Regions from separate parts of the Homo sapiens genome. Here all the other regions are linked to region 1. The links are chromatin loops, found by intact Hi-C in ENCODE. Cell type or tissue: heart right ventricle. All regions are shown on one strand. Region 1 holds the start of GRIA3 (glutamate ionotropic receptor AMPA type subunit 3). Region 2 overlaps GRIA3 (glutamate ionotropic receptor AMPA type subunit 3). Region 3 overlaps GRIA3 (glutamate ionotropic receptor AMPA type subunit 3).

Region 1 (8,000 bases):
AATAAGATGCAAAGTATAGACAGACATTTCGTAACTTTCACACTAGCTGGAATTAATAAATTCCTATTTTTGTCAATGTCAGAAAGCCAAAGAAAGTCAAATATGGAGTATCTCAGAACACGTTCATATAAGGATCTGTATCTTCAGCTAAAATTTTCTTAAAGCTGACAACTGTCATATTTCTTGCAGAGTATGTTACCCCCATCCTCTTGGCCCAAGTCTTCAAAGCCAAGAAACCTGTGCCCTTGGAGAGACCCTTTCAGTGGTTTCTGGAAACCATGCATCCTTTGAGGCAGAAGGATTTAAAGAAAGTCATATACAAAGTTTCACCCATCCAAACATAAATATCATTTCTCCCTTGGAAGAGAAAGGAAGAAAAACCCCAAATTCCAAACTACATCAGCCATAAAAGCAAAGCATATTTTATACCATATTCAGCCTCATTGTTGTGAAAACTTTTAGTGAAATAAGCTTACATGAAGTATTCTCAGTCTTTCTCACGAAACATTCCATTCAAGTAAAACCATATGTCCAACAGGCTATTAGCCATTTAGGTTCCTTTGGTTGTATTTTACAAAATGTCCCCTTTTCAGAGGAATAATCACCCGGTACAACTAAGGATTTCAGAACCGGCTTTGGGCCTGATGAATTTCTTCTCTTTCCATATTCAGTTTTCCTGCTCCAAGCCTCCTCTCCTCCTGCCCCCTCTTTGCTCTAAATTAAGAACTGTGTTGTCTTTAATGATCATGGGGGTGAACAACACTAGGGGAGGCAGAACTAGCTTTCTAAATCATCACCTGATCACCATTTTCTCCCCTCCCCTCAGTTTGCTAGGCATTCATCACTTGCAATCAGTTTGTAGTCTTATGAGTTCCTATCAGAGCTCTCTCAGTAAGTAAGGTAATATTTGAGGACAGAAAGAGGCCAGGGAACCCAGCCTGTTCTGCCCCTCAAGGTCACTTGTTTGCAGAATTTCTCATATTTGCTTCCTACACATTAGGCAATTGTCAAATTCAGCTCGTTCCTAGAGCCAGGCACTAGCTTTAACAGTCAAGTGATGTACATCCTGAATTGACTCAATCAAGAAGCTGCTGCTGCTTTTTTAAATCTCATCTGAAGAAATTTCTCTGAACAACCGTGCTATTTTTTTCTTTCTTTCTTTTTTTTTCCCCAGTTAAAAAAAAAAGAGAGAGAGTGTTGGAGAAGGAACACACTAGGTTAGCATGGAGGAAAATGAAACTTTTGCATCAAACACTATTTGGAGCAGACTTTTGCCCACTGTCTTGAGTTTTTCCCACTGTCTTAAGCCCCTCAGCAGTATCATTTGGAGTTGATTTATGCAACATGAAACCGGATGGATTAGAGCCCCTAAAATATCTACTGAAGCAATCATCTCCCAGCACATACACAGACCCTAAGTGCCACAAGAAAGATGCAAATGAGGTCCCCAACGTCCCAAAGGGAGGAAAAGCAGATCTACTTACAAGCATTTGTCACGGAAAAACTATTGGAGGAATCCAAGTGATCTACGTGGTAATTCAAATGGAAGGGCTTCTCGGTGGTGTTCTGGTTGGTGTTGTATAACTGCACGGCAAAGCGGAAAGCGCTGTGCTCCTGCACTGTGTTTCTCATGAAAAGTCCACCTATAAGCAAAGGGAACGGAGATTTGGCTTGTGTTCCCCCACACTAGGGCCAGTTAGGAATTGGGGAACAATATAGATACCGGATACCTCTCAATGATACTGGGGTGTGGGATTGAGGATTGATATTCAACCTGTGTGTCTTTCAAGACTTGTGAACTCAGATTTTGGCCAAGAGAAACCTGGCTTTTCTAGACTGAAAAGAAGAGGCTAGAGAGAAGGGAGAAGAGACGAGGGAGCCGTTTTGGGTTAGGACGATGGAACCAAGAGTGAGACTTGGTTCTTTCTTAGTCGGCAGCCTTCTTTTTTTTTAGTCGCCCCCCCCCTCCGCCCCCCGCCCATCCGCACAGCTGGTCATCTTTTCATTGTGTGAAGGGAAAGGTTGGGAAGAAAAACAATATTGTTCCCCCTGCTACCCCAACCCGTTCCCCATAGCCACCCTCCCCCGTGACAATACAGGGGGTTGGTTCAGTAATGGCAAAAATTCTAACTTCTAGACTTGTAAATACGACAGAAGCCAAGATAACTCCCTCCAGGCGCCCAGGAGCCGGGCTCCAGACAGACACAGCGGCAATTCATGAATTCGTGGTCTGCGTGACTTCGCCGCTTGCCCGCTCAGCTCCTAGTCTCACCCCCGCCTCCTACCCCATCCACCACCAACGCCTGCTGCTGCCCGGGTCTGGGAGATCCAAAGTGGGCTCCACCTCCCCCAGCACCAGCCTGTCTCCCGACAGCCGGAGACCACGGACTGAGCACCCCGGGCCCGGGTTATGCGCCCTGGCGCGGCCAGACAGTCGGCATCACCCTGGGACAACTTCCAGGAGCTGCACGCACGCCATGGCAAAGTCCAGAGCAGCGAGCCGAAAAGCCTCGACTCTTCACCCCCTTGCAGCATCCCAGCCTCCTGCTCGCCTCCGGTGCTCCTCTCGGCTCGGAAAACCTAGCAGTTCACCCCCACTAGCCCCAGGAGACCCCTCTCTTGTCCCAGAGGCTCTTCAGACCAGCCACCTCGTTGAGGCTCAGATTCCCCCCGCCCCGCCCCCCGCCCCGCACCATCTCTGCCCGGTCCCGGCCCCAGTCCCAGTTCCCAGGCCACGCAGGACAGGGACCCACCGCAGGGAAAGCCTTGCCGGGGCAGTGGTCTCGGGTGAGGGAGAGCCTGGACCGACGGCTGGCTCGCTTGCGCTTACCTATGCTGATGGTGTTGGGGAATCCTCCGTGAGAATGACCCAAAAGCCCCAGGACTAAAAAGAAGACCGCCCGGAGCACGCTTTGCCCCATTTTCTTCTGCCTGGCCATGCTACGCCTAAAACGAAGCTGACAAGAGCATGGGCGCAACTCAGGAGTCGTCAAAATAATAATAGAAAAAGAAAAAGAATTCGCTGGCTCTTACACCCCCTCCCCTTAACTTGCTCTCGCTCACTCTTCCTTTCCACCCCACACTAGTCCTCCTCCTCCTCCGCTGCCGCCGCCTCCTCTTCTTCCTCTTCTTCTCTCTCCCTCTTACTCTCTCTCTTATTCGCTCGCTCTCTCTCGCTCGCTCTCTCTTCCTTTCTTGCTCCCTCTCTCTCCCTCTCGCTCCCAGGATCTCTCACACCCCCTCCCTTCCCCCCACCTCACTTCTGTCTTCACACCAATCTGGAAGGCGGGTTCATTGGCTGCAAGCTGGGTTTGCCAAAGCGATTTCTGTCCCTATGATAGAGAGAGAGAGAGAGAGAGAGAGAGAGAGAGAGAGAGAGAATAAAATCCTAAAACAGAACAAAACAAGCAAAACACTGAAAAACAAAAATAGAGAAGCAAAAGAAAGAGAACGAAAGAATAAATTATCAAGACAATCTGAGACTCTCTCCGCGCCCCCCCCCCCCCGCAAAAGATGGTAGGTCTAAAGAGGGGGGGAAAAAAAGGAAAGAGCGAAAAGGCTCAGTGCCGGTGAATTGGGCTCTTCCAATTGGGCCAGTAGGGGGATATTGATCAAAGTTGATCTGACGTGGAATTAAAGCCGCACACCGCTTAGCTCTACTGCAAACTGCAGCCCCGGACTGCAAAGCCTAGGCGCTGGCGTTTGTCAACACCGGAGATGGGATCAATAGAAATACACCACTCCTAACGTGGATCAACCTTTCAAGCTGCAACGTCCTCCCACCCTTTAAAAAAAAATAGCTGCATTGCCTCTGTGTTTGTGTGTCTGTCTTAAAGAAGGGGGGCCTTAGGAGGGCCATTAGTGGTTACTCCGGAGTCTTTGTAGAGACTCAGAGAAGCAGTTCCCATCACAATGCGCCCGAAGATGCTGCGCATGCCCGGTCTCTGCCGCTCCGCTTTTACAGCAGAGATCCGAGGGCGAGTGAGCAACCCCCACCCCCATCCCCGCAGCTTTGGGAGGCGTGTCCCTCCCCTTAAACTAGTGCTGAGGCCGGCTTGCGGGGGCATGGGGTGGGCGGTGCTGAGCAGTGATGGGCAGTATGGGGCTGACTTCTTTGGAGGGCATAGGAAAAAGTATGTGCGTAGAGGTAGTAACTAAAAGGTTAATGAAAAGGACGCTCAGGCTCACTGACCAAGGAGGAGGGAGGTGTGGGAATGAGCTGGTCTGGGGGTGGGGATTGAAAGTTGAGGCTGGAGAAAACTGTACCTAGCTGCATTGATCCCTTGGTGTTGCCTCTGGACTTAGCAGCCTAGGCCCCTGACTGATGACCTCAGAGGTTATCAATTCTTTCTGACTCTTCTTCCCCTCTGCTCTAAGGCGAGCAAAGAACCTATGAAGTCCTACAGTACAGACCGGATTTCAGTGACGGTGGCCTTCTCCATAGCATGCTGCGGATGAACCTCCTGGGCTATAGACTCCTCTCCCTAGCCCCTTTCTCCCGCAATGAGGAAAAAGAATCCTCTTTATCTCTCACGTTTTTCACTTTTACTTTACAGTTACTGTAGAAGGCATGGGTTTTATCCTCCCCACACCTGCTATTTTCCTTTTCATATCCTCTCCTCCTGGTCTAAGTGGAACATGAACTCTCCTGCCAGTGTAAAGCGAACTGATATACATCGGGGATAAAATTGGGAATATACAGGGGATAGAAGGACCCTGGAGCCCAGCTAGTATATCAGTTGCTACAGAACTTTGGATTTGGCGAGACGTAGTCTGGAGCCTGGAACAATGGAACAAAATGGCTTCAAACCAGAAAAATTGTCCTAGGCTCTTCCCAAATTTCTATTCATTCTGATAATGCATAATTTCCTCCCACCCACCACTCATAGAAATCTTTTGTCTCCATTTTGATATTTCATGGACAGGAGTGAAGGAGAAACATGAGAGTCTGAGGAGACTCATCTTTTCAGTGGAAGAAGCATTAGGGCAAAGCGGGTAGCAGAGGTAAGGTTGGTCATCCCCTGCCAAATGTAGACAGGGACATAGCATTATTCGGGAACATGGGCTTAGGAGGCATACACGTCCAGGTTCGAGTCTAAGTCCCATCACATACAGGCAGTGTGTGACCTTGAACAACTTTGTTAATCTGAACCCCAGTTCTCTCATCTTCAAAATGGGAATATTAATATCTTTCTTTATAAGGCAGTTGTGAAAATTAAGTAAGATAATTGATATGAAAGCATCTAATTCAGTGCCTGCCTCAGAGAAAAATCAATAAATGTTAATTTCCAAACTCCCTTCCCTCTTTCTCACCTAGTAAAAGTGCCCTCTTGTCCCCCAAGTTTCCTCATGCTGTCATCCTCCTCTCTCCTCATATTCCACATAACTTCAGACTCTGCTATCAAGTCTATGCCAATGTTCCACATTAAAATCTTTCCATTGTGGCTCCTCAAAAGGCCCGGGAGACAATCTTTACTAAGATTCTAATGGCAGGCAATGACAATTTAATATTAAAATGTCACATTTAAAGAACCTTTACTCTGTGCCAGGCACTAGGTGTTTCTCCTTTTTAGATAACACAGTTGCATTTTAATAGGAGCCTTCAATGCCTTGTCCCAAAGGAACAACTTTAATGAGGAGGTTTTAGTTTTGATTTCATGTGAGTGAACAATATATTTTGTACGAGGAGAAAGTGACTTTCAGCATGTCTCACTTCACTCCTGAAAGTAGCCACGTCCCCAGCCATGCTTGGCCAGCTGTAAGAGGAGGTGGAAGAAAAGATCTGTGGCCATCTTCACTGTCATTTGGCTTGAAGAGTGATGAGGGTGGCTCAGTAACTAAAGATGAGAGGCAGAAAAGTATTTTGGTGCCTATGCACTTGAAAACCCTCGAAGTCATGAATGTAAATGCCACCCATCCCTTCCATTGTCATCCTCCCCTGCCCAATACCTTTTTCCCCTCTCTTTTATCTGCTGCCACTCTTTCAATTTTTAGCTGTCAGTGGCAGCTGTTGGCAGAGTTGGACTACTCTCATCTGAGCCAGCAGGGGCACAGTGGTAGACTAAGCATATTGCTGTTGGTTGAAAAGCCTGTATAATACATGCAAATTCTTTAGCAATCGATTCCTCACCCAAAAGAGCAGGGAGACACTTTATAAACTTCAACTTTGATTTTCCAACGAGGGGTTAGAGATTATACTAGCAGCATCATAGCCACCAGAAGTTGCCAACAAAGCCCCAAACCTAGCTCTCCCTCTGTGGTTAAGAGTATCCCTGCTGAATTTAGGATTACCTGCTAGCCTTAGTACCTATGATCTGTACTTTTAAATGAGCTCTATGATATAGTTTAAATAGCAAGAAAATAACCATTGCAGTTTTTATCAAAAAGTAAAAAGTGTACTTCTCTTCATGAGCTTTGTGCTTGTTTCAGGCTTGAGAGGTGCACTTGGATAAGCATAAAGAACTGTTGGCCAGTGGAATTCTAAGAGGTGATCTATACCGTACAGTGAGCCTCATACTTGCCAACTTCATAAAAATCAGGAAAACAACAACAGAAATCATCCTATTTCATTGGAAGGAAACTGCTATACCCTTCGAAGAAAATGAAACCAAGATACTATATCCTTTGCCTAATGGGAGCATAATTTTCTAACCATTTGACTTGATACTTTGATTTCTTCAACATTTATTGACCACCTACTATAGGCAGACTTTGCTAAGCACCAGGAATGTAAGGAAGCAAGGAACAGTTTCTGCTTTTCATGAATGTCAAGTTCAAAGGAGGAGCAGATGTATTCACTGGCAATGACAATGCAATATGGCAAGTGCTCTGAAAATGGTAAGCACCAGGTACCATGGCAGCACAGAGGATGGTGTTTAACTATCTGAAACAAGGTACTTCCCTTATCCCAAACCCTTACAAACACAAGATAGAACAAAGTGGTTTCTAAGTACCCGTCTTGCTTTTATGTTTGATCATCCTATGATTCCATGAGGTGAGATTATTTTGGGGTTAGAAAAACTGTCCAAACTTTAGCCTAGACTCTAATAAAGGAACTAAGCTAGATACAACTGATTCTTTGTGGCCATCTTTTGCACTGTCACTTCCAGATTATTTGGGAAGAATAGAGAGTTTAGCCATATCTGGAGATTCAGGTTGGGTATGACTTCTAAGAAAGCTTAGGTCCTCTGACCTACTTCTCTATAGTTCCATTTTCTCCATTATATCACCCCTCCAGAAACCTCTGTGGAAATCTTCTATCTAAGTGTTGGCCTCCATGTTGTTAAATAAATCTACATCCCTGAGAAGCTAAAATTTCAGACACAGGCCTAGTTGGAGTTGCTTCTGTTGGAAGTGTATCTATGAGTCAGAGGAAAAACCTTATTAATTTGGATTTAATATGTCCAGAAATCGATCCACCGAAACTTCTAGAAGGAGACAGTTACACCAAGTGAGTAGTGGCTATGGGAGCAATTGTTTATCCTAAATCATTTTCAGATTAGCTTGCTTTTTATACATAAGGGTATTTAGAACTCCATGTTTTCCCTGAAGACATCCCCAGGAGCCATTTGGAGGAGCAATTAATTGGAAATGACCTGGTATTTTTTGTACCTCTCTTCCAACACCTTCCTCTCTGGACTAAACACTTTCACACCACCTCCTTTAAGCACCCTCAGGGTTAGTGACCATGCTTTGAATGGTCCTATATCAGTTAGAATACTTCATGCTGCAGACAAGAACAAATCCACTAAAACTGATATAAACACTAAGGGAGACACATTGGCTCACATAACTGGAAGGGCCAAAGGTATGGCTGACTTGAGAATTCATTAGACTCAATATTTCAACAATTTCATCAAAAACCTAATTTCTTTTCCTCTCTCCTTTCTGTTTCCCTGAAGATGGCAAAATGGCTGTAGGATTTCTTGGCTTCATATCTATGTCACATCATCTTGTATTAGTTGGCAGTGAATCATGTGACTATTCATGATCCAATCTTG
Region 2 (8,000 bases), 240 kb before region 1:
TTAACTTATTGAGTTCTCTTCCTGTGAAGTTTGCTGGGCACACCTGTAGAAGCAAATGGTTTTCAGCCTTGGCTCCACATTAAAATCACCTAGGATCTTAAAAAAAAACTCATGCCCAGGCCCACCAATTAAATCAGAACTTGGGAGGTAGGACACAGACATTTAAATTTTTTAAAGCTCACCAGGTGATTACAAAGTGCAACCAAGGTTGAAAACCACTGCTACAAGGTAATGTCATGAGAGAAACATAGTCAAAAACCTCTTCTCACTTGAAGATAAATGGGTAGGTGCTGGAAAATGAGCACTATTCACTTTGAGTTTAATAAATTTAACAAAGACATTGCTATTTTGTGGAGTTGGTCATCCATAAGGCAAGGAGCTAGATGATAATATTTCTCATCATCTTCATATAAATAGCTTTTGGGGCCCAGGAGATTAGAAACTTTCTCCTTTGACAACTAAGCCTTAACCACTCAGGGCAGACTCCAAGTGAAGTAGGAAACTACCTGTATAGTGGGATTAGAGGCATCAAAAGGCTTGCTTCCTCCACACCCCCTTCCACCCCCACACACAGAAAACGAAAACAAAATCATCCTCCTGGTCTGATGGAGAAATTCTATTGGAATCACGCTCTGTGTTGTTTTCAGGAGGCTTGATCAAAATGTAACACATTACTTCAACAGCACCCACTGTTTATTCAGTTAGTAGGGAATGGGAAAGAAGATGGGTAAGTTTTAATAAGGGGAAATTTTTGTTCTTAAATGTTACTGTGCATCAGCATTACCTGAGGTGTTTGTTAAAATGCAGATTCAGAATAGCTGAATGCCCAAGAATCTGCACTTCTTAAGCATCACAGGTGATTCTGCTGCAAGTGGTCTGCAGACCAAACTGAGAAACATTGTTCTTCTACATCAGTGATTCTCAGTTCTGCCTGCATATCAATATCATCTAGGGAGCTTCAGTCAAAACACGTCAACACAAAAAGACAAAAAACCTTGCCTAGGCTTCAAGACCAATTAAATCATAACCCTGGGGGTTGGGACTAAGCAGCAGCACTTTATAAAACTCTCAAGGTGCAGACAGGGTTGCAAGTTTGGTCCTGCATCATGAGTGTTCCTCAGAGACAGGGACCATAAGAAGTTATTGGACAGTGTGAGGGAATTGAATGCTCAGTGATGGGTAATGGCTTGTACTCAGGAAACTTCATCTCCTTCACAGTGTTGCTGAAGGCTGGCTCTGTCTGCAGAAATGAAAATCTGCTCCCTAGGTTTTATAAAACATTGCCACATCATCCTTAGGATAATTCTGCTGTGTGGCAGAGCTCCATCCTAGTTACGCTATGTTCTCCCATGCCCAGAAAAACTCACAGGAAGAGAACCCACTCTGTCATAAAGTCAAGAATAGGCGTAGGAGCCTGGCATATCTCCAGGCTCTGTGGGAAGAGGGTAGTTCTGGGCTGAGAGCCGGCAAATCAAGCTCTTCTCTGTCTGTACCAGCATTTCACCACTTTAAAGCAAATTTAAATTCCTGTGTCCCAAGGTAACCTTTTTCTGGCCTCTGGAAAACTCAGTTGTTTTAGATGCTACACTCTGAATAATTTTGGCAGGTATTTTGATAAATATTTATTATTGGTTAACTATAACAAACTGACTTGATTTTTTTTAAATCTGTAGTTCCTGTTCGTCCCTGGATTCCTGAGACAACCCGTATTTATTTCCTGAACATGATCACTTTTAGCTTTTTGAATTTGAAAATCTGCTTTGCAGTAGATTTTTCTAACAGTTACACTATCTCAGGATTTCATCTGGGAACATTTCTCTTTTAATCAGAAGTAAAAACATCTGGATGAGTCAGAAAAGAATGTGGCACACTTCTGAATGCTAAAAGTATACAGGGTGTTTTGATTATGCATTTAGACCTTTCAGAGTCTTTCTTCATTGTTGCCACATACATTTAATTTATTCTGAACTGATCTGACTCTAGAAATAATTTTGCTATATAAAAGATTAACATTCCAAAGAAACATCCATAGTAATAGAGGAAGAAAAATGATAACAATTATAGCTAATACTTATTGAGCACTTCTTGTGTGCCAGACTCTGTTCTAATTGCTTTACCTGTGCCAACTATTTTAATTCTCTATCCCTATGGTTAGGTACTATTTTAAAGATAAGCAAACAGAGGTATTTTACAGATAAAGAAACTGAGGCACAGAGAGGCAGAATAGAAAATAAAACATTTAAACTTATACACTAGGAGAGAAATACCCACATTTTTGTAGTATAAAATACCCGTATTTTGTATAAGAAAATCCAAAATGGTGTGCAAGTTATAGAAGGTACAAATTTTCTCCAAACACTGAGAAATATAGTGGCATGAAAACCAAACATATTTGTATAATTATTGTTTATTATCTGTTGTTCATTTGGGACAGAACTGTGACTGTCATTTTTATTTGGAATGATGAGGTTTTGCCAGACCAAGGAGAAAACTGACTTTGGAGTAATTCCAGAATCACAGTTTGATATGGAAAGAGGTATATTTTGCTGCTGTGAATACTAATGGTAGTTTATGCATTGTCTACTTGACAATGTGGAGAAAAATACAGTAATTTATGGAAATTACACTGTGCCATTGTATTGAGGCTAATGGACTGTGGCTGTGTCAGTCTGATCTAAAATCAAGCCTGCACATCATAATCTGGTTATTTTGGCCACTTTAGTACTGACTCAGATCATCATGTGGTTGATCTGAATGACTCAGCTGTTGGTTGTTGACATGACTGAAAATAAATCTAAATGCAAAATGGTCATTTTCATGGCCTCTTGTCTACATGGTTATTGACTTTGGCAATTTTGTGGTTAATGTCATGATATACCTATGATCATGGAGAATTTGGGTGATTACCCACATAAAAATGCTATAACAGTACCTGCATACCTCAGCAGAGATAGAAAAGGAGCTTCAGTGGAATCAGTGTGGAATGCACAAGCTTGCATTCAACATTCTCGCCTCAAAACAGTAGTAGCTTAGACAAAAGATTTGATGGAATTTCCACCACTTTATTCCCTTGTTTAGCATAAGCGCCTCAATCCTTTCACTGAGAAAAAGTGCAGTGGAACCTACAGGGAAGAAGCTCCATAGGCATTTTTACATTTACCTTTTCTCATTAGGGAAACTATAGCCACTTAAACTCACATTTCACATGGAGGTTATATAAAAAGTGACTGATGGGTCAATCCCATCACATTTTATAAAGGATCTATTAAAATAAGACAAGACTTTATAGTTGAGTTAAAAAGACCTGTCATTTTCCAGTATCTTTCCCTCCATTAATGCAGCTACAAAATGTTTAACATTCATTTCAAATAGTTTTGTTGCACAAGACAGATTTCAAGGTTAGCGTAATGAAATGGCTGTAAAATGCTGCACATTTAGTGTTTATAAAAGTGCATTATAAGAAGCGTATCATACCTTTTGAGGAAATGTAAGAGGAGGCGTGAAGTTAATGAAAGTAAATTAGCAACAAGAGGAAAACAGACATATAAAAAGCACTGCAAAATACGTACATCAAATAATATACAATGCTCTTGTTATCTGTAATAATAAAGAACTAGATTTTCTGAGTTAATAATAAAATATATTTTATGACCTTTGAAATGATAATAAAAGTGAGCTATGTGCTATAACCTTCATCTTGTAAGTAAATTTTATAATCTTCACTTTACTAGCTTTACAAGATGAAGAGCTGGGACTGAAAACTGCTTCTCTATTGTACAAACTCTTTATCATTCCTTTTTTTCTCTTCTTTCTTCCAAAGTATGCATCATTTCTATACTCCATTTAATGCCATGTCTGTGGCAGATTTTTAAAAAATGTGCAGAATCAATCTTTGGTTCTTACAGTCTTCTCTGATGGGAATAAGTAACCATGTCCCAAAGACTGAAAACTACAGCTTTTAGCCAGAAAAGCCATGAAGTAGTTGTAATAAAAATTCTGCTATTACCTCATTAATTTATTATTACATCACTACTACTTTGAAGTGAATTTGCAGTAAGATAAAGACAGTGGTCATACATCAGCAGAGGAAAGGGTATGCTTAAAATATAGCCAAAAATCCTATTGTCTTTGATCTCATTTATTTTATACCCTTCATGTCTTTTATTATTCTGCACATACTTTACATTTTAAAGGAGGATCTACGTGTCAACTAATCTGGACAGACCCCCTGCCCTCTTCAACAAAGTACTTCATATCTTGAAAACTTAACAGGAGAGTAACACCTTTGGAAACATCTATACACAGTAATCAGGTTCAAGTTCATCTGTTCTTTCCATTTTCTCTGTAATAATTCCCCCAACTCTCATGTCTTCAATTTGTCTAGCCCTCAGATGTCCCTGCAGCTGCACAGAAAGTCAGCAGGGGGAGCATTTGTCTGGAAGGACTTGGACTCTGGACTGCTTAGTGGTTCTATCCAAGTTTTACAAAGGAAATAAATTTCGTATTAAAAATAAAGTTACAACTTCCAGCCAATATCAGTAAGACATAGTAGAATAATACAATAAAAATATTTGCAAGAGTTGTAATCTTTAACAAAAGCAAGTTCAAGAAGGAGTGTTGCTGGTTATTTCTCATCAGAGGTCAGCTCTTTGATACTAACTGGTATTTCAACTGTATTCCCAAGGAGTTTTAGGAACTAAAATGCAAATGTTATATTAGCTGTTAGTATTTGTGAAACTAGCATGATTATGTGCAGCCAATTTAATAATGACAATAGCTATTATTTATTGAGAACTTACATGCTAGGCACTGTGCTTTTTATTTCACAGATGAAGAACTGAGGCTTAGCAAGGTTTAGTGATTTGCCCCAGGTTACACAACTGCTAAGCAGATTGTGAATCTAGTGAGGCTAACTCCAGTGCCCACGTGCTTAACCACTATGCTTCTTCCATCTGCCTGTACCCATTGCCTGTCTTCTCCTTCCCCACTCAGGGGGAAAAAGGTTGAATTGAATCTCCTCGTACCTTCCACCGACTCCTCCTAATAAATCAGTTTGTATGTGGACAAAACCTCAGGTTATTATATTGATTACCTTCTCTAGAGTTAGCTCAGCCTCCAGCTTCATGTAGAACAAACTTATTCACTCTGAACAATTATGGTAGTTCAAACCTAATATTGACATAGACTCTTTAAGCTTCTAGGTAGCTGTGAATAATTTGGTGGAAATGTAATGATGCCATCAGTTTTTCTCATGATGTCTTGTTTCTGATTTCCCAGTCTCTTACTTTGAGCATACACACTCTCGATAATATTTTAAATGCTCACTGCCTTCTTTCATTGCAAACCAGAAAAAAGGTAGAGTTTCTTTAGAGGTTGAAAGAATGGAAAACAGCTCTTATGCCTGAGCATGAGGAGAGGAATGGAACAAACAGTGCAACTTCAGGTTGGTAGTAGGAGGCAGTGTGCAGTAGTGGAAATAATCATACTGTTGCCTCTGAAAACCTCCATGACCTTGGATTTCATCACATCATCCTTCGGGTGCTGTTCCCTTGTCTGTGATATTGGAAAAAGCAGCATGAAGTGGAAAGAGCATGTTTTGGAATTGGAGCTTGGTTTGTACTCAGGCTCTGCCATTAGCTGTGTGGCTGGGCAAATTATTTAATCTGACTATCACCTTCTTCAACTTAAAAATAAGTATAATGCCCACGCTGCAGTGGTGTTTTGAGGATTAAAATCCACCTGATAATGGAGGTAAAGTGCCTATACACAGTGGGAGCTGAGGGAAGGTGGTTGTTGTCCCTCTGCCCCCAGTAAATGGAAGCAGTTGGGCTAATTTATGTCTGACATTTTCTCCTGCTCTAATACTTAAATTCTACTTTAAAATGTGGTCTCATAATTTCTTGAATTGCTTCAATTTTGAGAAAAGTCAGAGTGTATAATGCATGCTCACATTCTGGGCTTTCTGAAGAGTTTGCATTCCAACTGTGGCCATTAAACAGAAATAAAGTATACTGCTGGTGTTTGTAGTCAAGGCAACCACAAATCTTAGAGTAACAACTGTGTTATTATCAGAAATTTCTAAATCTGTTAATAGTTCTAGAAACATCACAGTGATTGCTGTTATACAATTGAGCACAAACATATAATGAATAGAGCTCTCAAGACAAGGAGAAACATGTTTCCTCTTCACTAGTATATATCAGAAATATGCTAAGAAGCATAACATTTTATTAAAATGCTTAAAGGTATAATTTATTTCGAAAGACACACAAAAGACAATATTGGAGGAGGGATCACCCATATGGTGGAAAACATAGAGCTCATAAAGGCAATAATTTATTACTTAAAAGTATAGTAAGAATAATATTTGTTACTCTAGGCTAGTGTTATTCTGTAGGTTGTGTGCCCTATTTCTGGGTTGAATTGTAACCAGAATTAAAAAAAAAATGACACAATAGAAAATATCGGAGTGCATTGCACATTGTAAGGGTAAAGTATGGTGAACCTTTGGTTATATACATATGTGTATACTGAGTTGTGATGGAAAATTTACTTCTTACTGTGGGTCATGGTAAAAAAAATTTTGAAAGCCATTGCTCTTTATGACAGTGTCTAGTTTAGTATAATAAAATACATACTTTGAAAAAAAGCATTTGATATATCTCAGTGCCAAAGAAGAGCCACAGCTTACATTCTACTATAAGACATTAACAAACCTGTTCAACTTGTCATTTTCAGGCCATAATCTTTAAGTTATTACTTAATGAATCAATATATATATAAATTCTTCTAAAAATGAGAAGAGTGCTTTTTGAGTATGCAGAGTAGTATGCAGCACTCCAATGGGGATACCACAAACTTAGTTCTGAAAATTCACTTACAGAAACCAATAAAATCTTGAGCCTTAATGACTCTTTAGTATTGTCTCAACATAGATTACCAGCCATGTTAAAAATCATTTAATTATAGGATCATTCAGAAACCATAGTCTCTTGAAGTGAACATTTCAAAAAATAAAGAAACTAGCAAAATAAACTCCCAGATAATACAAAAAATGACATACATTCTAAGCACAAAAGGAACAGGGAGTGAAATAATTTGGAGAATGTAATCAAGCAGATTGAGAAAAGCCAAAAAAAGTGTGACTTCGATAAATGAGGCATACCCCATACAGACTATTTTAAAAAGCTGCTGAATATGGTTACCAATTAGTTATGCTGCAAAGCTTCTTTTTAAATGTTTTATGGTCCAAGTGGATAATCTCAAAATGAAGTATGCTGTAAAAACATGGTAGGACTCTTCTGAGTCTTTATATTTCACATGAAAATCCCTAATGTGTTTGTATAATTGACTCTGGTCAGTATCTGGATTAATGTTCAAGTTTACCAAAACCTACAGCTTTTTTGTCTCAAAATATAAAGATGTTACAGTCACCTACAATGTATTATGATTAAGAATTCACCGCCATATTTGTTTAGGTTTAGACTAAGTTTGTGAGGCTCAGGACATTCATGTTCAATATTTTGCTTTTCTTAGATAAAATTTGCATACCATAAAATTCACCAATACAAGTGTACGATCAGTGATTTTAGTAAACGTAGAGTTGTGCAACTATCATCACGATCCAATTTTAGAGCATTTTTATCACCCTAAAAAGTTCCTTCATGCTCATTTGCAGTTAATCCTGGCAGGCCTAGGACTAGGATGAGGCAAGTGAGGCAACTTCCCCACATGCAAAGTTTAAAGGGGCATCAAAATCTCATTAATCAAGATAAATAGAATTTTAGTCCAATATTTAAAAAATTAATGCATAATATCAAAATTTTAAATAAAGCTTGGATGTGATCCCTGTACTTGCTTTACTCAGGCTCACTTGCCTCACCCTGATACTGGCCCTGATTATCCCCTCTCTGCTCCCTGCAAGCCCTTGGCAACAACTAACGTACTTTCTGTCTCTGTAGACTGCCTATTCTGGACAAATAGAATCATACAATATGAGA
Region 3 (8,000 bases), 230 kb before region 1:
TCCAGTTTATCAAATTTTTAATGGATTGTGCTTTTTGTGTCTTATCTAAGAGCACTTTGTCCAAACCAAGGTAAAACAGATATTCTCCTATGTTTTCTTTGAGAAGTTTTATAGTTTTAACTAGAAAACTTGGGTGGGATACTATAATGGATAGTTGTAGGCAGTCTGAGAGCAAAATGAAAAAGGGAGGGCATTGAAAGGAGAAGGTAGGAGGGATTTAAAGAAGAGTTCTATGTTCTTTTAAATTTTGTCTGGATCCAATCTCTTTAGAAATGAGAAAACACTTCAGTACAATTAATTAGGAAACCATGTCTGTTTGATCTGATGAAGATTTAGTATTTACTTTATCTGAATAATATTAATATTAGTGGCAATGTTGCCTTTATCCAGAGTTCAAATGTTTGTTTTAATGTATATACAATACCATAGAAATGCATGAAAGACATTCAAAGCAACACCAATGACACACTCACTTCATGGACATAAGCAAACACAATGGCTTGATGATAATCTGTCATTTGATGGAATGTTAAATGAAAAAAATCTGGAGTTGAGATGGATGAATACCATATGTACATGAATGGAGTATGACCATAAAATGCAATGAGGCATTGAGTATGCCACAAAAACAAACCTTGGAGAAATATCACATCCTTGCTGCATAAAGGCACCCAAGGAAAACCAAAGACTGTTAAATATTCCAAATTCATTTGGAGGATCAGGAGGACTTTGTGGGTCACGAGGTTCTTCATTGTTGTCTTCCAAGTGCCATTCATAAGGACTGAACCTGCTGACTAGGAAAAGAACTACGCTGACTCCAATGTAAGCAAAGACAATGCACATCCAGATTTCATAAGCCAGGGGATCCAGAAATGAGAATACGCCTGGTTTTGATTTCTGAGGCTTCTTTATCATGATGGAGATGCCCAGGCTCATGAATGGCTTTGAAAAATCTATGACTTCTTCACGGACCAATGTTATAGTGAGTGGAGCAACAGCTATATCAGCTCTCTGAAAAAAAAGAAAAAAAAGAAAACATATATGACTTTTAGAGACAGTCTTTAATCAGTTATTTGTCGCTTAATATACTTCTTTGGTGAAAATATCAAGTCCTAAATCTTTACAACCAATTGAATTATCAATGCTTAGGTTAGAAAAGTGGTAGCATTCAGTGGGTTCTAAAGTGCTTTAACTTGATGGTAAATTAAAGAAAGGGTGCTGGCCTTTTGTCTTCTGAGACACATTGGCTTAGAGCAACCGACTCTGCTTTCTTTTCCTAATAGTGTGTTTTTGCTACCTTATAATACAACTTGTACTGCCTTGTGACATGTCACTATTTAACTCTCGTTTTCTTATTTTAATTTTCGTGTTCTTATGTCTTATCTCCCTCACTTGACTGAAAATTCTTGTGGAGCAGGCATAATATCCTATACTTCTTATATCTGCTTCACTCTACACCATGAGGTGCCACACAGGGCCACAGCAGTTTAATTCTTAGGTGTTTGCTGTCTTATGTTATTCTTGAATTTTTTTGAAAGCATATCTTTTAAAACAGGTTTTTTGAAGGCAGAGACTCAATCTTCTATTTTTGTATGTATCACTGCAACAGATTCTAAACTAAAGAAACTGTAGATGCCTAAAAAATAAGTTGTTGATTACTGTATATGACATATGCAAACATGAAAGAATTTTGCCTGGGCAATAACAAGGGTAAAACAGTTGTCAGAACACAATTTATGTAGTAAGCTATATTTTCTAGTGATAATATCAGTGTAGCACTCACATGGATTGAATCAATAAAATAAATGTCAGTAGTGCACTGCACAATTAACTTAGGCAAAGGCAGGCAATGTTTTTTATATTAATCCCTTGAAAATAGGCACTAGGATTTTCTACATTTATTTCTTTTGTTTTCTGTAATTGTTCCTTTCCAACAGTAGTAAGTCATAGTCTGAAGCCAGGCCTTAAAATGCACACAAAGAAAAATCCTTCTGACTAAGGAAAGGCTTTTGGATGGTATATCATATATGAAGTGAAAACACAAGTTTTGATCATTTTTTTTCTATGTTCAGAACAGTAATGCCTCAATACCCCTACCAAAGGGCAGAGGTAGGGAAGTCTGATATAGAGTATATTTTCAAAGAAATGAAATTTTACTCCTTTGAATTACATATGATAAACCAGTTGAGGAATACTCCTTAATTAGTTGAAAGGGAAATGCAGATGATAAACAGCTAGCTAACATTTATTGAGTGCTTATTCTATATGAGGCACTTTGCTAAGCACATTACACTTACTATGTCATTTAATTCTCACAGTAACCTTGATATTGGTACAATCACCATTCCCATGTTGGAGATGGAGAAACTAAAGCACAGAGAGGCTGGGATTAGAACCCTGGTCTTCAGATTCCAGAACCCAGTTGCTTAATGAACATAATGTTCTAACTCCATAGATACTTGCAGGTTTCTACTATACACTACTTTTATATGCAATTATCAACCTTAGCCAACCCCTCTTAGGTTCATTCCAATGCAAATTTGAGTCTTTATTCTGTGCCAAGCACTATTCTAGGTGCTAGGAATGAAGCAGTGAACAAGACAGACAAAACAGACAAAAATACTTACCTGCATGGAGGGCATCCTACATCCTTTACATCCTAGTGGAAGTTGCAGAAAGCATGGGTTTATTGAAGCCAACTGCCTACTGATCAAATCTACCTTGGAGGCTCACCACCATTTCAAACTCATCATTTCTAAAATTTAACCCATCTATCCCCCCAAAAGTAGATTCTCCTCTGTGTCTGTGGATGATGCTTATTTCAAACTTTTCCCAGTTCCTAATCCTTATCAGTCCTATCCTCTCTGCAGATGATCTTGCCTCTTTCTTTACTGAGAAGATGGAAGCCATTTGATATAAGCTCTATCATCTCAGTTCCCCCTCCCCCAACTTTGTCAACATATTGCAGCATCTTTATACATTTCTTCTGTGTGTTTCCATCTCACAGAAAGTGACACTTTCTAAGATTTGATCAACTTATTCCATGCATTCTATATTTCTCTGTCGCTTCTTAAAACCCAGCTCTATCTACTATCTCTTTTACATCTTTAATTTTTCCCTTCTCCACTAATCTATTCCGGTGGCTCTTAAAGTATGGGTCCTAGATTAGCAGCAAAAGAGTCACCTGGGAACTTGTTAGAAATGCCAGTTCAACAGACACATGAAAAAATGCTCATCATCACTGGTCGTCAGAGAAATGCAAATCAAAACCACAATGAGATACCATCTCACACAGTTAGAATGGCGATCATTAAAAAGTCAGGAAACAACAGATGCTGGAGAGGATGTGGAGAAATAGGAACGCTTTTACACTGTTGTTGGGAGTGTAAATTAGTTCAACCATCGTGGAAGACAGTGTGGCAATTCTTCAAGAATATAGAACTAGAAATACCATTTGACCCAGTGATCCCATTACTGGGTATGTATCTAAAGGATTATAAGTCATGCTACTATAAAGACACATGCACATGTATGTTTATTGCGGCACTATTCACAATAGCAAAGACTTGGAACCAACCCAAATGTCCATCAATGATAGACTGGATTAAGAAAATGTGGCACATATACACCATGGAATACTATGCATCCATAAAAAAGGATGAGTTCATGTCCTTTGCAGGGACATGGATGAAGCTGGAAGCCATCATTCTCAGCAAACTATCAAAAGGACAGAAAACCAAACACCACATGTTCTCACTCATAGGTGGGAGTTGAACAATGAGAACACATGGTCACAGGTGGGGGAACACCACACACTGGGGCCTGTCGGGGGTGGGGGGCTGGGGGAGGGATAGCATTAGGAAAAATGCCTAACGTAAATGACGTGTTGATTGGTGCAGCAAACCAACATGGCACATGTATACCTATGTAACAAACCTGCACGTTGTGCACGTGTACCCTAGAACTTAAAGTATAATAAAAAAAATAAAAAAGAAAAAGAAAAAGAAATGCCAGTTCTCGGGCTCCACCCCAGATGTATGGGATGAGAAATTGTGGAGGCGTGAGACTCATGTGGCCTTCCAGTTTGTTGTAATGCTTGCTATAATTTGAAAATCATTGATCTGTTTTATTCACTTAAAATCATTTTCAGGTAATCCTATTTACTAACAGACAAAAATGAAACAGAAAACACTCCTCCCACCTTTTGATCCTGCTGCCTTCTTAACCACATTACATCCCTCCCTAACACCACCAGTATTATTGAAAAAAGACAGCTTTACTGTCTTGATATCAACACCACTTTCTCCTTATACCCCTGAGACTTAATTTCCAGCCCCTCCAAATTACTGAAATTGTTTCTTGAATTATATACTTGGCTACTAAATTCAAATATCTTCCTTCAGACATTAACTGCTTGTGTGATGCCATTGGCCTTTTGCACTATGTACGTGCTTTCCTTAGCTCTCTGTTATGAAAGACTACAGGTTCTCCTCCTACCTTTCTGAATGTTCCTTCTTTGACTTTCCTTCCTAGTTCTGCTCTCTCAATTAAGGTGCACCTTTGTACCCCAAGGGACTATTCAGAGTGCTTGTCTTAGGAGATAATCAATGAAGGTTTGTTCTTTAAGGTTCTGTCCTTCACTTTCATCCCTCAGTATTGTTACCTGTGGTTTCAACTCTCATCTCATCGTGGCTAACTTCTGAATTTCCAGTTCCACGTTACTAACTAGAGGGGAGCCAAAGACAAATTTTCATCTATTTTACCCTTTTGCCTGAAGCTAGACCTGGTCATAGTAAAAAAGGGTACTGAGGAGAATGAGTTGGCCAGAAAGCTAGCAGAGTGTTTTTTTTTTTTTTTTTTTTTTTTTTTTTTTTTTTTTTGGCAGAGAGAGTCTGAATCAGTTAGAAAGAGTCTTGTCATGCCAAGAGAATTCACAGATAAAGCCACTTCCTCTCTTTGCCAACATGTCTGTCTCCTGCTCAGAGCATGCAAATACCCCTCTAGTATCATTTCTCACTTGATTTCATTTGAATTTAATTACTTAATTTAACCAGTATTTTTCATCTTTTAAGTCTAAAAGATAGTTCTAGGAGAAATTGTTACTTGTTTGTTTTAGAAAAAAGAAATAAGAAGGCATTCACATGAGAAAATTATTTTGGAATGAATTTAAGGAATTTGGGGTCTTTTCTAGAAGGTACAGAAAGGAGTTTGAGAATCTTGACCCCTTTAAAAAAACCCTACTTGGTAATTGAAACACCTACTACATGGTAAGCACCACTAAATACTAACAAGACGTGGCCAGATGGATAAAGCAGGACTTTTTGTTGTCTGATTCCCAGGAACATTCATCAAAAGAACAGATTCCCAAAGAAGGCCATTCCTAGTTTGAAGTACTTCTGAAATCACAAAAGACAACAGGAAGAATCATCTGCTTCCCTTAGGCACTGCCTTTTTTTTTCCTCAGCCTGGCATTTCTGTATTTTTTTTTTCTGGATTGTTTCTTTCTAAGGAGATTTTTCAAAAAATGTGGAATTTGTCTATGTTTTGGAGGGTGCTCTCCCAATCAAGAATGGCATTAAATCTGTGCTCAGTTGTACCTCACTGATGTAGACCTGACTCCAAAAGGAGAATTCCCCATGATGAACCTTAAAAAATACCTATTACAGATGGAAAAAGGCAAGGGAATAGCAAAAAGCAGGTGGAAGAAGGCAGGTGGAAGAAGGCTCAAGGACAGCTTGAGGCAGAATCTGTAGCTCCCTTCCCTTCTATTGGTAGGAGACTTAGCAACTCTTCTCCTTTCTTGTATGTTTGGTAAGAAACCAAGCAGCAGAACTCATGTCAGCTCAGAGCCAGCCTTGGCAAAGCCCTTGCCCTCTATCACCACTATTCCCACAGGCAGTTTTTGGCCGCATGTAAGTTTTCTTTTGAAAAGTGTCTGTTCATGTCCTTTGCCCACTTTTTTATGGGGTTGTTTTTTGTCCACCAAACCCCTGTGATATGCAATTTACTTATATTACAAACCTGCACATGTACCCCTGAACGTAAAATAAATGTTAAAATAAGTTGTTGTGATAATTGGTTATTTCAGAGCATAGGACCTGCTTGGCATAATTTATGTGGGGCAATCATGTTATGGCAGTCCCAAGAGAGCTCAGTAGGTATTTTGAACACTAGTTAGTTATATGCTCCACCCTGTAACTAACTAGCATCCAAAAATAACCATTGAGCTCTCCTGGGATTGCCATAGCAAGAAGGTAAAGGGAGAGGTCACTTTCAAGGCAACTTAAAGATTGAGGAGGCCCACACTGATGAAAAACTGAAAAAGGTAAGTCCTCAAATGGAATTCCTTTCCTAGTCTCTGCTCTTATGAAAGCCAGCTGTAGGCTGGGAGAGAGAGTGGTAAGAATTATGGATGGGGTTAGGGAGTAGGTGAAATTCTGACTCAACAATGAAGTGCCTCTCTTGGGGTGTCCTGAATCACTCCAGTGGCCAGTTGTCCTCAAGCCTCTGCTTGCACTGGTAATAGCAGTAGGCAAGTTATTTTCAGAAACCTAGGTGGGTAAGTGTGTAGTAGTGGTATGAGGGTGCTCCAATTGACAGACAAAATCAAGCAAATGGAAAGAGCACAGAGTAAGAGTTTACTAGTACTTTTGCTTGCATCTTGACTACTTAAAGGATTTTAATCAAGCAGCCTAAATGTGGCTGTGTGGGCTCAGTAAACACACTGAATTAGGTTTGAATTTTCCACTCACCAGTTGCAAACATGGAGCAACTGCATTATTGGAGAGGATTTAGCTTGAGGGGATTTATAATCCTTTTCATAGGTGGGTTGCCAAAGTTGTAAATGTTATAAAACTTAAAAACCAACAAACTCATATGTGTAGGGCTGATGCACTTAAGAATCTGACAGGTTTTAGCCAGAGATGACACTGACTTTAAACGTAATTTTAATCTCTTTGAGATTGCAAGCTTGTTATATCTTTAAGAATTTTCATCTGATTATCTGATACAAAACTTGTAACCCACCATGAGACTACGAATGAGCAGGAGCTTGTCAGACACCATTTTAAAACACTTTCTGAAAGCAGGGAAGGGGACAGGAGAGAGGAAGTAGACAATGTATTGATGTGTAATCATAATGTACTATATGTTATCCAAGAGAAGAAGCAGACATGACCTGACCCTTTGTCCCTGTATCAACCACAGGGCTCTAGTTGCCTTTGGCAGACATTTCCTTTGGAAAGTTGATATGTGTTGAAAACAGGAGTGGGGCAGAATCAAGCTAGACAATAGGAATATAATTGCTGTGTGCTGGGGGACAAGACTTAAACTGATTTATTGGCAGTACTCTATGGGATGTTTACTGTCTGCAATTGTTAAGATCTGGAGAAAAGAATGAGGCTTATTTAAATCTGTGCAACAACAAGCAGTGTCACAACAGAATATCCTAATTTCTTTATCCAGAACAGGTATCCCCGACTGGATCTATTGATTAGGGCTCCTTGTCCTTGGGGAGCTGAGAGAGTTAAAGACAATATCAAGATAAAAAAGTGTCTCTGTAGCTGGATGAAGGCCTTGTGAGACTACGTTTAGCTGGAAATATTTTCCCCACTCTTTCTGCTTCGAATGGCATACTTCATGTGTCCTTAATGCTCCTTCCTGGAGGTTACATGCATCATTTGAAGGAGGGGGGACTTTTATCAAATCATCAGCCCTTCTGCCAAAGCCCAGTATAATCACCTGAAGAATATCTGGCATCTGTTACTGGACCCTTGCTTCTCTGCCTTTTAGCTGGAAGGACAAATCGACTCTCTGCCTTTCTTAATGGAAAATGAATCCAGCTTAGGATAGTGACGACCTAAGAGATAATTTCTTCTAGGCAGAGCAATGTCAGTGCAAATAGTATCTGTAAAGTTGCCATGTGTCCTGGGAGCGTGAAGGAGTCTGGGGACACCCAGGGAATATGACCTATAATCAACCATCCCTGCAGCCCCATTACT

Evidence for each region. A loop is a pair of places that touch in the nucleus more often than their neighbours do. Peaks named below come from ENCODE experiments on the same cell type or tissue, not always from the same donor. Only the 100,000 strongest peaks of a DNase experiment are listed, where the experiment ranks them.
Region 2: a loop joins it to region 1, with 4 times the contacts of the local background. A loop is called at or near these places in 30 of 110 quality-filtered maps.
Region 3: a loop joins it to region 1, with 4 times the contacts of the local background. A loop is called at or near these places in 30 of 110 quality-filtered maps.

What each region holds. Positions count from the first base shown.
Region 1 is chrX:123,179,475-123,187,474 of GRCh38, reverse strand. It overlaps GRIA3 (glutamate ionotropic receptor AMPA type subunit 3), which reads right to left and starts at 3,197. Exons shown (of 16, transcript NM_007325.5): 1 at 2,831-3,197; 2 at 1,485-1,643. The coding sequence starts at 2,939. In heart right ventricle, no CTCF peak of the experiment used is centred here; a DNase peak (open chromatin) is centred at 3,204; H3K4me3 peaks cover 2,229 bases.
Region 2 is chrX:123,419,498-123,427,497 of GRCh38, reverse strand. All of the region lies in intron 11 of GRIA3 (glutamate ionotropic receptor AMPA type subunit 3), which reads right to left. Among named protein-coding and RNA genes, the nearest start is that of GRIA3, 240 kb to the right of the region's middle. RefSeq lists an enhancer at 2,765-2,914. In heart right ventricle, a CTCF peak has its summit at 4,427; no DNase peak of the experiment used is centred here.
Region 3 is chrX:123,410,413-123,418,412 of GRCh38, reverse strand. It overlaps GRIA3 (glutamate ionotropic receptor AMPA type subunit 3), which reads right to left. Exons shown (of 16, transcript NM_007325.5): 11 at 635-1,011. Among named protein-coding and RNA genes, the nearest start is that of GRIA3, 230 kb to the right of the region's middle. In heart right ventricle, no CTCF peak of the experiment used is centred here; no DNase peak of the experiment used is centred here.